2 separate regions of the Homo sapiens genome follow, and region 2 is linked to region 1. Evidence: chromatin loops called from intact Hi-C (ENCODE). Cell type or tissue: psoas muscle. All regions are shown on one strand. Each heading gives the region's core, and the rest is flanking DNA. Links, peaks and the distances in the headings are about the cores only. Region 1 overlaps GNB1L (G protein subunit beta 1 like). Region 2 has its middle 15 kb from the start of TBX1.

Region 1 (8,319 bases), core at 268-8,267:
GCAGCTGCTGCTGCTCAGAGAACGGCCCCTCAGCATCCAGGCCCGTGCATCAGAGGCCACCAGCACAGCCACCAAGAGGCCCCTGCCTGAGGAATCCCTAAAGGATGCGCTTTTTGGCTTCCAGAAGGAGGTCTTGAGATGTAAGAACACCCAGGGCAACGCTCACACACGACATGCAATCATCGATGTGAGAACTGGCTCCATAAGAGATGTGTCTACGCCTGGAGGGCCAGGAAGGTTGGAGGTAAAATGATTAAAATGTAAAGGCTATAAAGGGAAGTAGTGACCAAAAGAAACCTGGACTGAGCCATATTAATAGTTGGAAAAATAGGCTTTGGGGCAAATGTCCTTTCTAGAGATGATGAGGGGGAATGAAGAAAAGACCTCATTCACCAGGAAATCACCATTTTAAACTGGCATGTTCCCAGGCCAGCTTCAAAGTGCATAAAGCAAATACAGACAGGCCCCCAGCAAAAGGGAACAGGACAGGCCTCTCTGCGCCTGCTGGGGACCATGGTGACCTGCAGGATGACTTAAAGGGCTAAGAATCAGTGGACACACGGGCCTGGCGCCCACGTGTGCAGCGGGGCATCTGACAACCAGCACTGCCTCCCTGGCACATGTGCAATGCTTATGAAAACTGGACGGCCCCGCATTTCAAAGAACTAATATCATTCAGACCTTGTTCCCAGACCACAATGTTAATTAAGTTAGAAATTGAAAACTAAAAAATAACTGGGGAAAAAAATCAAACATTCAGAACCATAAAAACATTCTAATTAACTCAGCAGCCAGAGAACAAATAAAAATGGGGTCTTTGTGTCAAATGAGGAATATGGGGAAAAAATAATAAAAATGGGGTCTGCCTGGAAGTGGGGGGAGGAAGACAATGTCTTCTTGCACCAGGGAGCCCAGCTGGACAGTCACCTCTGGAAACAGGCTCCATGTGGGGCTGGCAAGGGAAGGCTGAGTGCCGATGGGCTGTGCACCTGACCCCAGGCAGGGCAGCAGATGCAACCCAGGGGACATGGGATGGAGGGAGAGCATGGCAAGGACAGAAACAATGAACAGAAAGATAGAAATGCTCAAGGACAAACGCATACAAGACTGATCAGGAATAAAGCAGGGACGGAGCTTTGAATGCGGCAGAAATTTAAACAATCATCACAAGCAGTCCAAAAAAGGTCACTAGGAATACAACCTTCAGGATTTGTATGCCCACAGACAAATTCCTAGAAAAATTCCCCAAATCAGGAAACCTAAATTAGTCCACAAAGAAAACAACCTGGGCAGAGAAAATAACTGCCCAGTAATGGTGCAGGCGAAGACCAACCTACAGTCACTCACGACCCCCCACCTCCACCGCCCAAATGTGTCCATCCATCGGGAGAAGAGGGAACGCTCCCCACCAGCTCCCTGAGCCTGGGGCTCCTGTCACTAGGCAGGTGGTGGGAGAGGGAGGCCCAGGTCCGTCTGTGGCCCTGGGCAGTTCTGGCCCAGCCCAGCAGAGTGGGCGGAGCACATGTCACACACGGGAGGGGGGGTGGGGGTGCAGGCGGTGATTTCAAGACTTTTCCCTGAGATTCAGGGACAGACTGAGGATTTTAGTTGTTTTAATGTTTAAGAAAACTCCAACAATGCAATGAACAGATTCAAGAAGAAAACCTGTATGAGTTGGAGAGATGCAGTGAGATCATTTAGTGACATCAGGCACCCATTCAAGACCCAGATTCTTTCCCCAGGAGGGGTGGGAGGAGCCTCGCCTGGCGAGGAGATGCCACCAAACAACCCACAGCCAGCGCAGCCCTCACCCTGGCCTGGGATACCACCGCCTGCGCCCCCAACACTGCTCTAGGCTCCTGGCCAGTGAGGTAGGCGCCTTGCCATGCCCTCAGCCACCTCGCCGTCCTACCTCAACACCAGCTTGTCTCTCAAGGCCAAGCCCCTGCAAGCCCATCATCCTGCCCTTTCAAGGCCTCTCCAGGGCCCGGGGCCCCCTGGTTCACGGACTTACCAAGGCCTGCAGCCCTGACCCCTCTCATGGCCCCTCCCCTCCCACCGCGCACTGTAACCAGCACAGTCCCAGCACATCCCAGACGCTCTGCCTGTCCTCTACCTCTCTTGCCTGGCAGACCTTGGCTCTGGGGGTCTCGGCGGTATCCTGCCTGTGCACACACAAGCAGCTGAATGTGCTGCAGCACGACACACAGCCATTGGTTGGCAACCGCAAGCCCAGGCTGGCCTCAGTGTCCAGAGCACCCGGCCTTGGCGCTGCCTCCCCTCCCTCCACACCAGCCCCTACCTCCCCACTTGGCTCCCTGTGACCCGGCTGAGGGGCTGTCAAGGCCAGCACCTGCTGCGCGGGGCCGTCAAGTCCAGCACCTGCTGCGCAGGGCCGTGAGGGGATGCTGGCATGTACCTGTCATGCGTGTGGGGTTCGCCGCCTGTGCTTGCAGACCCAGGAGCCCCTCCCCAGCTCTCAGGGACCAGAACACAGTGGCCCAGGGAAGGAACTGGCGGCTGGGAAGAACAGGAGGCTGATTTGATGCCATCGTCACCCATTTCTCTCCTGTGACCTCTGCCCTAAGTCAGTGGTAGAGAGGGAACAACAGGCCACACGCCATGGGCCTCACTGGAAGCCACTGGGGCCTGCTCAGGGCCCTCTTGACAGGAATTTGCTGGCAGGTCCTTCCCAGGGAGAAAAGAGCTGCCAAATGCCTGGAGCCACAGGCGTGTGGGGAGGTTTCCGTAGAAGTCCTGACCAGGGATCTTCACCTGTGGAGGCTGAGATGCCCAGTTCCTCCTGCCCAGCTCCTGCCCAGCAGCCTGGCTGTGCCTACCCACCAGCCAGGCGGCCACTGCCTGCAGGGACAGGAGCGACCCCACACCCACCTCAGCCATTCTCAGAAAGCAGTGACAGCATCAAGGTAAAGAAAACCAGGTTCAAGGACCAGCTTCCCGCAGGAAATGAGGATGATGCGGGAAGCCTGGTGGGGCCTCCTGGAGAAAGACTAGGGCCTGCTCCAGCCCTGTGTTCCTGAAGAAGAGGAGGACTGGTCCTGGCCCTGCAGTGACAGCAGCCAGGGCCCTGCACTACCGTGCTCCTGATGGCAGATGGAAACATGTCCACGCCCTGCACAAGCCTCTCCTCCTGATGCGATGCACGGGGAGCTGACCCGGGGCCCTTTGGCCTCCCTCCTGGCTGCCCAGCAGCTCTGCTACTGCCCTCTAAAGGGAAGCCTCTGGCAGACAGCGCAGCAGCCACCACTGCTGTGCAGATGGGAGCGCAGCTGGGACACCTGGCCATGTCTTGTGGGAGAGCCACGGTTGGTCCACTTCCCAGACCAGGGCTGCCTGGGGTGGGGGAGCCTCATTATTACTTAAAGCCCTAAGAATATGGCTGGCTGTAAATCAGTCCCCACTTCAAGGCTGTGGGCACTACCCCAAAATGTGGGAGGGAGAGGGCCTGCGTACCACCTGTATCTGATGACAACACAGGCTCTAACTGTGACAGCTCACGGGAAAGCCGCCTCAGCAAGGCAGGCTCAGGGCTCCAGTCACCACTTGACCCCGAGGCACCCTCAGGTGGTATCCTGATGTGGGCAGCCTCCTCGTCACCACCGCGGCCCCTGGCCAAGCCCCAGCCTGGACCTGGGCCTTCCAGGAAGGATCTCTGGCCACCAGTGGCTCTCGTAGCGCATGACCTCAGGTGCCAGGAATGCGTGGTGCGGCGAAGCCACCATCTGGTTCCGATTACCCATGCTCTGCTCCAGGAACCTCATTCGCGTCTCTACTCCCAGCACCCGCCGGGGGGAGACTGATCTGGGCTCATCAGAGGCTTCGGCAGGAGGGTGTGAGGGGGACACAGCCGTGCCCACGTGGCTCTCAGCCAAGGAGTCACAGTGCAGGCGGTGGGTGAGGACACCTGTGGGTGCTGAGGACCTTCGGTCACCTTGCTTGCTCCCGGGTGGCAAGAACGCTCTCAGGCAGCTCACCTCCGAAAGCGCCCCCACAGGCTTTCCCTGAGGCTGGGGCTTTACAGAACCTGCAATCTCCAGGGCCTCTAGGATCAACGTTAAGATGTGACATTGGGCAGAGGGTGGCGCATCAGCCTCTCCGGCTCCCTGTCCCCTGTTCCTGGAGTCGCCTGTCCCCTCCCAGGCCTCCTCCTGGCCCATGCAACACAGGGCTCAGCAGGGGAAACGCCTCTCCTTCGATGTGCACCATGGGCCGATGCCCTGCCCAGCACGCCACAGCCACGCCAACCACTCCCTGTTCCTGGTTCTCCCTTCTGCTCTCACTTTCCAATTCATTAATACCTGGTCCCCCTTTTGCTTTAACTTTTCAATTCATCAATCCGGTCAAGTTCATCTCTGGACTGGAACATGCCCCATAAATTACAGTCCTAAGTTCCAGCAGCTGTTTCCCAAACACACCAGGAGAGACGAGGCAGATCTGGGCCAGGACGGCAGGAGGGCCCCTTCCTGGGGTCCTGGGCACAGAGGTGGAAACTGCAGAGAAGAGCCCTCCGGGGGCTCTCAGGGAAGCTGTCTGGGTCTTCAGCGCTTTGCTGTCAGGCTGGTGAAGGACAAGCCAGTGCCAAGTGAACACTGGACCCCATGGGGGCAGCCCTGCAGGATCCCTGCCAGGCTTGAGGAGGAGGGAGGGAGTGCAAGGGAGACGCCCCTTCCAGACATGCAGACCCAGCACCCAGAGTGGCTCTGCCTCCCAGCGCCCAGAGCAGCTCAGCTTCTAGCTGCTCAGAACGGGCATCATGATGATGACACATCCACCGACCACCCAGGCCTGCTAAGCCTTAGGAGACCCTTCCTCCCGGGGAGACATGAGAAGCTCTGCCGCTTACATCAGGGCCTTGTGCCCCCATCCCCAGGACAGCTGACGGATGGGTGAGGGATGGACACAGCTCTCCTGCAAGTCTACCATGTGCCTGCACAGGTTGGTGATGCCCACAGGGCACTGGGGCCGCTCACAGAACCCTGCCCCTCTGTGTATCCTAGTCTCACCAGGGCATGTCCTTCCGCAGCTCCACCATGTGCTTCAAAGACTCTGGTGGTGCCCACTCAGGGGTGGGCCTGACGGACCCGAGGTGAACCCTCCCCGCCCCACAGGGGCCAGGGCTGGGCAAGCGTGAGGCGCAGCAGGCTTGCTGGGGCTGCGGGCAAGTCTGCCCTGCCTGGGGGGCCCGAGGAATGCCCTCTCTGTGGCCTCCTGTCGTACAGACAGCCTGGACCACAGCCCTACAGAGAAGGGCAGCCCCGGGCCCTGTCCTTGGTGAGGCTGGGAGCTGTTGCTGCTTCTGCCAGTAGTCACCTCACGGGACATGCAGCTCCCCCTGGAGGCCCTTCACCCACTAGACTGGGCAATCTGACCACTCGCTGGCTATGGGTCTCAGGCTTCCAAGACTTCTGGTGAATGGGGGCTCCTTGTCCACCCCCCAGAAGCCAGGATGTACCCAGGCCACACCCAGCACCTCATCTCCCATGGTCTCTGCAGCCCCTGAGACTTGCACCAGAGTGAGACCTGGACAGGAGACTCCCCTTGCCCCCACCAGCCTGACCTGATCCCTCCCATCCCAAACAGGGCCACGTGTAGGCCAGGCCACCCTGGAGCCACAGGCCCAGACAGGGACACCACGGTGCCCCTCGAGCCATGCCAGCTAGGAGAGCCCAGGAGACACCATGGGAAGATCTTCAGCAACCGCCAGGTGGCCCTGAGGCTTCCCAGCCTTCCTGCTGGGCTTTCCTGCTGCCCGTGAGCAATGGCCTCCCTCGGGCCAGCTCCAGACCACCACGGGGGCTGCAGCTCCTCGCAGTTTTCCACACTGGTTTTTTTTTTTTTTTTTTGATTAATCAGTTCCTTACTGACCAAATTCCTCTGAGTTTTCACAAAGGGGTTTGAGTATTCCTGGACTCTGCGTGCCTTTCTCTAGATGGACAAGATGTGACGGCATGAACCCGAGGTCTGGGCGAAACCCAAACCATGTGAATGGTCTGCCAGCGCCCACGCCCCCTTCTTCCTGCGCCAGCCATGGACAGCCCCCCTGCACCCGCCTCCAAGTGATTAATTAGCCAGGGATCTGCAACAACTCCTCTTCATGCCTAAATATTGTTTCAGCCTATCAGACTGTTAGTGCAGAGCAGGATAAATGAGACCCGGGGCCTGGCGCACTGACCTGCAGGGCCTGCTGCCAGTCCAGGCTCCAGACAGCCAGCGCCTTCCCCGCGGAGCCTGAGATGCCCCTGGCCTTCTGGGAGTCAAAGTCAAGGTCCATGACGGGCTCCTCATGGCAGGCGATGCGGCTGCACACCTTCTGCTCAGAGACGTCCCACAGGACCACCGATCCATCCTCATAGCCGGCCAGAAGGAGTGGGCGGGAGCTGCAGTCGGCCTGCGGGGAACAGCAGAGCAGTCAGCTCCTGGAAGGACCCTGACTCCAGTGAGTTTCGGGGGAGAAGGGGCTCTGGAAATTCCTGCCCCTCCTGCTGGCTGGGGCTGTTTCCCATGTCTTCCACGTGGCTGCCACAGCTCAGAAGCTCTGCACCGCCAGTGCCCTCCCACACAGCCCCTGGATGGCTGATGCTGTCAGCATGGGACTGGCACGGCTGCCCTTAGGGCACCCCAAGGACATAGGGGTGGAGGGCAGAGAGCCAAGCCCAAGGCCTCCCACTGCTGTACCACTTCTCACCAGCCCTGCAACCTGCATGTGCCCACCCTGGGTTCTGCCCAAAGGGGTGATGCTGGGCACCCACCAGCCACTGTGAGTGCTGCCGACCCTCTCCACTTCTCCCATGCACAGGGACCTGTCCTCCTGCCTCCTTTCCCCAGGCCTAAGATGTGTGGCCACCACTTACTGGGGCTGGTCACCTGTCTAGAGCCGCCAGCCAGAAGAAACCGTGAGCTCCATCTCCATGAAAAATGAACTCTCTGTGCTTTGTCAAAGTGGCTGCCGAAGCCCCTGCCCCTGAAGCCTGGCGTGAGCCGCCCGAGCTCTTGTGATGAATGAGGGCGCGGGTCAGAGGGCTCCAAGCCCTGGGCAGACACCTCGTTTGTTAAGCCTCTGGAATAATTGCAGGAGGAGAGCACTGCAGGATTCCGCATCACCCTGGGGACACAGCCGTCAGTCCCCGGCACCAAGAATGACAGCCCAGAGAAACCTGGCATGGCTGAGCAAGGAGACCTGAGGGAGCCAGAAGGCACCAGGGCGTGTGCCTAACAAAGGGATGCTGAGTCCTCAGACACCACAAGGACCAGGGCTCGCTGCATCAGAAGGCTGGTGATGGGAACCGGGGTAGCCAGGCCCGGAGCCCGAGGCCAACTGCCCTGACCTGGAGGGGATGGCCATGCCAGGGACAGAAGGACACTCACTGTGCCCTGCAGGATGTGGGCATGTGAACCCGAGGCCAGAGCTGGTCCAGTGGTCCTCATACATGTCCCTGAAAAAGACTTGTAAAACCACTGGGTTCTAATAACAGAGTTCACACAGACAAAACTGAGAAGAGTGAGGCTCCAGGAGGAGGCGAGTGGCGGTCAGTGTGTCTTCTCCCGGGGCACCTCCTCCCAGGCCTCATCCCAAGTCATGCCCCGCTGCCAGAGTCCACATTGTCCCTGGGAGGCAGGGCTGCCCCAGGGCCCCGAGTGTACTCAGCCCCCTGCCCCTCCCTGCAGAAGTCCTGGCCACGCTCCTGCGTGTGCTGTTTTATCCCTGGGAGGAGTTCCATGTTGGCACCTTTCAGATCACCTGCTGGGAAATGAGGCGTGCAGGGACCCACAGTACTTTCCTTCCCAACATGGGCACCATGCCTTCTGCACAGAAGCTCCTTGCAGGCAGCCCTGGCTCCCTAGAAGGGCCTCCCCCTGGTAAGTGGTGCGTCTGAACTCACAGTGGGTGAGGGCCAGGCGAGAGCAGCGGGGAACACTCTGCATCCCAACCAGGAATGCAGGCCAACCCCAGAAGCTGACTCCAAAGACTCTCCTCATTGGACCCACTCCCCTCAGGCAGCGCTCTGTGGTGGCACCTGTTCCCAGCCTGTGCCACCCTCCTCCCCGGCACTTTCCTCCACTGCAGGAGCTGAGACTGCCTGGGGCTGCTCCCATCACCGATGTCCTTCTGGCAGTCTCAGAGCCTAGAGCCTGTGTGAAGCCACTGCCTCTGAATTCAGATGCCATGGCCAACGCAGGGACTGTGTGTGTGACTGACCCGCCTGTCGTGGTGCCACAGGGTGGCTGGAGCAGAAGCCAACCTGGCCTGGAGGGGCTTGCCCTGTGGTTGCCAGCCCCTGCTATGCCCCTGGTCCCTGC
Region 2 (8,319 bases), core at 238-8,237, 54 kb before region 1:
TATATATAGAAGGGACTCCCCATCGCTTGGACCATAGGGCAGTCTGACACTCGGCTGAGGCTGAGTGAAGCTGGCCTGGGCTCAGGGGCATGAGTTCCAGGCTCCAGGCCCCACACTGGTGCCACCTCCTTCTGGGAGCCTCCTTGGGGGCCTTTGAGAGCAGGAGCATCACAAGTGGAGGGGTGACTGGGTCAGGGACAGCAGAGCAGGGAGGCAGGGGCCGTGTTGGGCAGTGAGGAATTAAGGCCTAATAATGAAGGCTGTATCTCCAAAAAATGTTTCGGAGGCAGGGCCATCCGGGCCCAGCTGGGAATGTGGGGGTGTAGGGGAGAGACGTTCTCCAGGTTCTCCCAGAACAGGCCATCCTAAGGACCCAGCCAGCCCAGTATCCAGCCCAGCCCTCCAAGCACTTGGCACCAAGGCCCTTCCTTGTCTGCTCTCAGCTGGTGGGGCTGGGCCAAGCTCCTACCCACTAGCTGACAAGCCTCCTCTGGACCATGTCCACATTTTACAGATGGGGAAACCAAGGGCCAGGGTGGGAACAGTGCTTCCAGAGAGCCTACAGCTGGCCTGGCTGTGTGGACCCTTCCTCACCACCCCTGAGGTCCTCCTGCCTCAGTCTGGAGGAGGGACGGAGCTCTGGCCAGCTGTTTGGGTTCGTGCAGACCTGAGCGTGAGTCCACCTCGGCCATGTCCCGCCTCCAGGCACTGTCTGCTCACCTGAAGCTCTGGCTGTCTCATGGGGCCTTGGAGGGTGTCACCACCTGACTTTGGTCTGCTCCTCGCTGGTCCTACTGCCCTGGTGGACTCCTGTGCACCCTTGAAACCCACTGGAATCCTGCCTAAATCGTGAGCCCAGGAATGCCCCCCACTTCCTAGCTCCAGCGCAAGCACTCAGCAACCCTCCCCTGACGGGGAATTCCTTGTCCATTGCCCCCAGGAAACCCACCAGCCCCCGCCTCGGGCAGTCCCAGGCTTGGCCCCGCCACTTACCTCACTGGACAGTCTTGGACTCACGCTGTGAGGACAGACACATGACGTCACGCCGCCTTAGTTTCCCCAGCTCTGAAATGGAGATGGTAAATGTTGGGTGGGTGTTAAGGCCGGGTGTCCTGAGCTGCCCAGAGGAAGGGCAGCTGGCAGGAGAGCTAGGGGTGGTGCCCACCCTGGGCCTCTGCAGCACCACTTCCCACTTTAGGGGCCCAGATGCCATCCGCAGATCCTTGGTCCAGCCTCTCACTAGGCCTGGAAGCCAGGCTGCCGCTGTGGGTAGACTCCTGCCAGGCTGTGGGGGCTGGGGAAATGTGCCCAGCGGTGGCTGAAGCCAGGTTGCCTGGGGAACCAGTGCTCCCCAGGGGGCCTACTGCTGCCTCCAAGGCCCCATAACACCCCTGTCCACAGCTCCACCCAAGCTCCCATTGCTTTCCCTCAGCATTTTCTTTCATCCTTTGGGCCTCAGTTTCCCCACATGTGTCTCGGGAAATGACAGATGGCAGATTTGGGGGCGAGGAGAGGAGAGGGTATCCAGGCACTTTGTTAGGATTGAGGTGGAAAGAAGAGGTGGTCAGTGGAACATGGGGCGCCAGGGTGGGGAGGAAGGCCGCAAGATCCCCATCTGTCCCCTCCAGAGGCAGAGTGAGGTTAGGGCCTCACCAGACCAAGTGGAGGAGCCAGGATTTGAATGGGGGGCAGGATGCCGCCATGTGGGTGGAGGCTCCCTGTGCCTGGGGCCTGAGTGCTGGCCACCACCTGCTGTCTGGCGTCCTCTCCAATCCACACTGGCCCTCAACCCCTGTCCCAGGCTCTGGTTCCCCACCTGTCAGGTGAGGTCCTTTTGAGCCCACGGCACTGGGGCGGTCTGGGTGGAGTCCCTGCCCCCTCCCAGCCTCAGGCAGCATCCCAGGCACACACAGCTTGCTTCCCAGGCCTCTTTGAGGAAGGTCAACGGCCGAGAACTAAGGCTAGGGATCACCGGAAACCTGTCCCATCCTCGCCCCCAGACCCTCTGACCGCAGAATCTCCTGTGGGGCTGTACCCTGGGTCCCCTCCCAGGCCTGTGACCCGGCCAGAGGCTGGAGGCAGACAGGCTCAAAACCAGGCCCCCTCCTCAAAGCCTGTGGAAGCCCATGAGATGTCCCCCAGCACCCCAGGGTGGAGCTCACCCACCTGTCCACAAGCAAAGGCAGGCGAGGGCAGGAGGTGGCAGTGAGGCCAGGCCCAGGGATGACCTGGCACTAGGCCCAGCCCCTACCCACAGCCCCCCTCTGCCCATCCCCAGCCCCCTGGCCCAGCTTGGGCACCCAGGCTCCAAACCAGAAAAACTAGACGGAGAGCAAACAAGCCCACGGTGCAGACTCCCATGTCTAGTGGACCAGTGTGGGCAGGGCCTTGGAGCTGGGGTTCTGCCCCGGCAGAGCCCTGAGAGCCAGGGCAGGAGTGATAGGCCCATCCAACCCTGAGTTCAAGGCCTGTCCTACCAGGCACCCCACGTTGGCCCTGTGCATCCCTCAGTGGAGGGGGATTTCCACCCACCAGCCTGCAAAGTGAGCACTGCCATGCCAGCTGCCCCAGATGCCACAGGCTGCTTCTGGGGAGTGGGCTTCTCATCACTAGGGGTGTGCAAATGGTGCCAGCAGCCACGGCAGGCTGGCCGGGTAGGACTGATTCCCCAAGGTTCTGTTCAGAGTCCCTGGACCCAAGACTCCAGAGCCTAAGGCTCTGGAATTCTGTCCCCTGAGATGGTGACATGTTTCACAGTGGGCACAGTGGTGCGCACGTCATAGGGGCCGGACAAACACCTGCTTATTCAATCAGCACACACCTCAGTGGGGTCCAGGGGTGGCTGGGTGCCTCAGGCTCATTGCCCTTCACCTTCCCCTCCACCAGCCCTCCCCATTCCCTCTCTAAGGGTCAGGCCGACCACTGCAGCCTGCAGTGCCTCACACAGGTCTCTCCTCCCCAGGAGTCGCTGTTCTTGCCCCAGGACCCTTGCACAGGGTCACCACTGGAAACCGGGGAGGGTCCATCTCTCCCGGGTCTGCTTGGTATTTTCCAGTGTATTCGCAGATTCTTAGCATGACACTTCCACTCGGCAGAAAGGACAGGGAGAGAAGGCTGTGCTTTAGGGCGACGGCAGCAGGGCCAGCTGGTGAGAACCATGCACAAGGGTGGCTGGCAGAGGGATGTGACATGGGCTCCCAAACAGGCCAGGGGACCTGAGGCCCAGGATGCCACCTGAGAGGCTGGGGAGGGCAGCTGAAGGAGGGAGGGGGCAGGGACTCCCCCCGGGGCCAGCCCACCTGCTGTTCTCGCAGCCCTGGGCCCAGTGATGTGGGGCTCAAGGGGGCCTCACCTGGAGGTCAGTTGGGGAGCTAGAGGCCGGGACAGGAGCTGAGGGCCAGAGGGGACTCCGGAGAACACTGGATCAAGTGCCATCAGCTGGGCTAGTTGAAGAGTTTTGTGAGGGTTTTTGTTTGTTTGTTTGTTTGTTTGTTTTTGCGGGAGGGGTGGAACAAGGACCAGCATGCAGGGCAAGATGAGGCCTGAGGGTGGAGGGGACAGAAGAGCCCTGCCGGGACAAGGGACACAGGGACATCGGTTAGGTTTGGACCCATGCACAAGGGCTCAGCCACGCTGCCAGTGCCAGACTGGCCCCCCTTCCTGGGGCGTGGCAGCACATTCAGTTATGGGCACAGGCAACGGCAGGGGCCAGGGCTGCCTCGAGCAGGGGAGGCTGGGCACCCAGCTGTCCTGTGAGGACACACCACCCCACCCTCAGACCGTGCCACTGGACACTCACATGACCCAAGTCTGGCCGCTTGCTCACTGGCACCCCTGCCAATCATGCTGACCTTCTTCCCACTAGCACCTGCTGGGAGCTGACAGAGGTCTCTATTCCCAGCCAGGCGCCTGCTCAGGTTATATTTAGGCCACAGGGGTGGGAGCTGGGCCTCTGACCCCCACCATGCCCAAGCAGGGGCAGCTGGGCTGACGCCGTGGGTTGCTCACTGCCTGCAGGGCCCCTCCCTCCAGGCCTTGTCCTCTCATCCATCGGCCATGTGCAGGCTGGGAGGCGCGGGCCGGCCATGCTTCATATGGGAAACAAGCTAGTCTGGCTTTGAGCTCCTGGCCTCGGGACGATGGGGGCTGATGGCACCAGAAACTCTAGGGAGGCCAGCACAAGGGGACAGGCCCGGGAGCTCAGGTTGGGTGGGGGGCTGGCGGGAGGCCCAGCCCAGCCTTTCAGCTCCGGAGGCTCAGACGTGCCATGAGGTCATTCCCTCCTGGGAGCTCCCAGAGCCCTGCCCGAGGGGATGCTGAGCCCCAGGCCCTTCCTGCCCAGCCGGGGCTGGATCCCTCTTTTCCCTCCTGCTGCCCAGGCAGGATGTTTCCAGGGAGGAAATGGCTCCTGGGAGGCCACCCCACCCCCGCTGGAGTCTAGGGCCACTTCCTGCCCCGCATGGGCCTTGGTTCTGCCCCCAGTCTGCCAGCCTGGGCCAGATCCCAGATTTCCTGTCCCTACAGCATGGAGAGGCAGAGGTGTCTCGGCCTCAACCAGCCTGGGAGGCACAGTCGCAACCTCCTGGACCCCAGGACCTGAGAACCTCCCCCTGGAGCCCCACTTCCCTTGCCCCACAACCCTGGTCAGAGGGAGGCACGACCTGCCCTGCCCCCATGCCCAGCCTTCCCCAGCGCCACAGAGCCTCCTTCATATAGGTTCCGCTTGGGTACCAGCTGCTGCTCCACCGCCCATCTCCATGGGGCCCGCGGGCCTGGGCCATCCCCAGCCCACCCCAGGAAGCTGAATGGCTGCATCGAAGCTCCCTTTTGGCTACAATCCTGCAGGGCTGGCCTTGGACCAGCGGGTTAGCCTGGATCTGATGGGCCCTCCTAGCAGAGGTCATCACCCGGCTCCGTGGGCAGCCCCATCCCCAGGGGAGGTCAATCAGCTCAGTCCTCACCCACCCTATTCAATGGGGCTTCCTGCCGACCCCAGATCTGGGTGAGTGTCCTGGTCACCGCCCCCTCGACCACCACCCCATGCAGCAGGAAACACGTAGCTGGGGGGTTGTGGGGCTTCAGGACTGGGATTGGAGAGGCTGACAGCAGGGCTCAGGGCTCTCGGCGGAAGTGGGGCCTCAGCCCACTCAGAGGTCCAGGAAGTGGGGGTCTCGGAAGCTTCCTCTCGGCCAGACGAGCCGGAGGGTCAGAGGCCTGGCCGCAGCTGCCCCTTCCTCTTCGGCCAGCCAGCTGCTGGGTGGCCCGTGCTGCAGCAGGCCTCAGGTTGGGGAGCTGGTTGTCCTTCAGCCCCCGCAGGTGGCCAGCATCAGGACCGGAAGGCTCTGAATCAGCCTGGTCTGGAGGTATGGGCAGCTGTGGGGGCCGGTGGACAGGTGTAGCAGAGCTCAGGGCGCACAGCAGGGGCCATCTCAGCCTGGGCCTGTGTTCCCTTCAGTCAGACCTCTCTCCAGCCTCGGCTTGCCCATCTCTCCAGTGAGGTGACAATCCCGGGCCTGACCAGACAGGCTGACCAGGACAGAGAACCCTGGGGCCTTCTAAGGCCACTGCCATGTGGGCCGGGTCCTGTCAGACACCCCCAGCCCTCAGCCCCTGACCCATTTCTGTTCATGCCCTGGCCCTCCTGCATGCCCACCCAACCCCACTGGAGCTCAGAGACCCTGCCCCTCCAAGGCCTTTTCTCCACAGCCAGGACCAGGCCCCCAGATCTGGTGCCCCATCAGTCCTGCCGGTACACCTCTCCACAGAAGAAGCCCAGACCCAACCCAGCCTGCGTGAGCCCTGCTGGGGGGCCTGGGCCATGGAGGTCCCCAGCCCCATGCTTCAGGGGACCGCAGCCCAGTCAACCCAGGCTGCAGAGGTGTGAGGAGGGGGCTCTTGCCCTTGGCAACTGGCAGGAGCTGAGGAGGTGCCCGGGAGACCCCATCCTCACAGATGCTGTCATCCTGGCACATCCCTACCTGCAGTGGGGACCTGGACAACTCATGGAACCAGTGGGAGCTGGAGGCTCCAGGCATTGATGTGCTGGGCCTCAGTCCCTATGGGTCCCCACTGTGGGAGTGTCTCAGAGTGGGATGAGGAGTCTGTGTCCGTGCCTGGGCCGAGGCCTGGACAGGCCCCACCCCCGGCCCACACATGATGGGCGGTCGTCCATCAGCACAGCCAGCCCCTCTGGCCATCCATCACCAGCCAGCGGCCACAGGAGGAATGGCCTGTTTGTTTTGCCAGCTCCGTGTCACTCCCTGGGGCGGGGGCTGGAGGAAATGGCCATTTTCTGCCTGGGCGGGCGGGTGGACAGCAGGGGTGGGCAGGGCACCGGGGACAGGGATGTGGCAGGACCCTGGCTCATCCCGGCCCTGCATAGATGCCCACAGCCTTGCCCTGTTCTGTGCCTCAGTCTCCCCTCTGGCATCAGGGTGAGTGACACTGGGATTTTCTGACTGTTCCCATGGCAGCTCTCTCCAGCTGGGTCACTCACCCCTGCCCCTTGCCACTGGGTAGGGTGGGCTCAGGTGTCAGCTGCCACCAGGTGGGGGGTCCCCCTATCTGAAATCCAAGATGCTTGATGCTGGCTGTTCTTATAAACCATGGGGGGAGGCTCTGGAGCTAGGTCCAGGCCATAGGCCAACTGTTGATTGGGGTTGGGGTGGGGGCTGTCAGGAGGTCTGAAAGGGCCTGGGCACCGATTTGGAGACTTCCAGCCTTAAGATCAGAGCAGGGGACAGTTGGGGCCACATTAAAAAAGGTAGCACGTGTAGAATGAAGGGGGAGACATCCTGTACCAAGAGGCTGGTGTCCAGACCCCGGGACTGTGTCCTCAGCACCTGCACAATGACCCTCACTGCATCCTCATGGTAGAATTTGCAGATATGATGTAGAGGTGTGCGTATATGTGTGTAAAGGGATACATGGCAGGTATAATTTGCTGACACCATGCTAGGGACTCTACAATCATTTTATCACTTCTCACAACACCTACAAGGCTCCGGGGAGTCAAACTGGGATATTTCTTTTACCACTGCAGCCTCAGACCTCTGCCCTGGTCCCTGATCCAGAACACAGTCACCCCACACTCCCCTGGTCCTGGGCTAGCAAGGAGGGCTGTGGAGGAGGCAAGCAAGCTCCAAAGTGCAGCACTGAGGCTGGGGCGGAGACACTGAGAGTCCGAAGGCACCTCCATCCCTAGGAAGCAAAGCCAGACACCCAATTCTGGAGTCAGAAAAAAGCCCTTCAATTTCCATCCCTGCAGCCCAGTGTCCCACCACCCTCAGGGGAGAAGGGTCGCTTTGCTCTCCCTGGGGCACTGTGTTTGCTTACCTCCCAGGCAGCTCTGATGTTGCATAGCTCTTTTTCATTTAGGAGCAGTGACTTCCTTCCCGAAATTTCTTCCCTTAGACCTGGGCTGCTTCCTCTGACCCTGCACAGCCCTGCAGATGTTTGCAGGGTATCGCCCTATTTTATCTCCCTAGACTGAAACATACTCTGTCCTGAGTTAAGACTCTGGCTGGTTGTAGCAGACTTTAAGGAAAGAACTTAATTGCAAAAATTCACTCTAAGTGTGGGCGTGACTAAGACTCATTGTGTCTTGAATGTGCAGAGATGGATAGGAGGAGCTCGGGGGTTAGTGACATTGAGGCCACATGAGGGAACTCTCGTGAACACTCAGTTGAAGGGTTCTGGAGTTGGGAGGCTAGTGAACCAGTCCCACCAGTGCAGGGCTGACGGCCCTGTGTCCAGAGACCCCCAAGCCCAGCCTGTTCCTTGAGCCAGGGCTGCCGTGCCTCTGCCCAGCCTCCAGCTCACGAGGGCTGGCTTAGCGGGATTCATGTGCCACCCCCTCGGTGACATCTGAGACCATGCACGTCTTGGTTGTGCCTTGTTGCTCTCTGCTGCTCTACACAGGGAGACAGGCCGGCTGGTCGCCTCGGGGGTTATCTTCCCTGGCCCCCGAAGCCCTGGTGACCCTGAGCCTGACCCAGGGGGAACAATGACACAACAGCAAATGCCCTGGGGCGAGTGCCACCCTGACAGCCCCAAGGAACAGAGAGAATCAGCAGGGTGCAGGGCTCAGCAGGTGCAAGGGGAGAAGGCTGGCTTATGTGGTGGTGGGGACAGGGCACAGGGCCGGGAGGGAGGGGACAGGTGGCCAGGGGCTCTGTCTACATGGGAGCCACATGGGGGTGTGGGTGGGCACTGCAGAGAGGGGCCCTGGTCATGGGGTCCACAGGAGAGCCAAGCCAGCCTAGAGGATCCAGGGATGGCCCAGGTGCTCCTGCCCCACCTGTTCCAGGCCAGCTGTGT

Evidence for each region. A loop is a pair of places that touch in the nucleus more often than their neighbours do. Peaks named below come from ENCODE experiments on the same cell type or tissue, not always from the same donor. Only the 100,000 strongest peaks of a DNase experiment are listed, where the experiment ranks them.
Region 2: it touches region 1 in a loop (3-fold over the local background); 9 of 110 quality-filtered maps call a loop at or near these places.

Annotation. Positions count from the first base shown.
Region 1 is chr22:19,795,808-19,804,126 of GRCh38, forward strand. GNB1L (G protein subunit beta 1 like) reads right to left here. Exons shown (of 8, transcript NM_053004.3): 7 at 6,194-6,409. Among named protein-coding and RNA genes, the nearest start is that of TBX1, 39 kb to the left of the region's middle. RefSeq lists enhancers at 1,432-2,137, 3,404-3,985. In psoas muscle, for the core only: a CTCF peak has its summit at 5,335 (motif pointing left); DNase peaks (open chromatin) are centred at 2,344, 3,234, 3,674, 5,344 and 1 weaker place; H3K27ac peaks cover 1,315 bases.
Region 2 is chr22:19,741,567-19,749,885 of GRCh38, forward strand. No RefSeq gene overlaps it. Among named protein-coding and RNA genes, the nearest start is that of TBX1, 15 kb to the right of the region's middle. RefSeq lists enhancers at 932-1,507, 1,508-2,081, 5,535-6,035. In psoas muscle, for the core only: no CTCF peak of the experiment used is centred there; a DNase peak (open chromatin) is centred at 3,835; H3K27ac peaks cover 2,373 bases.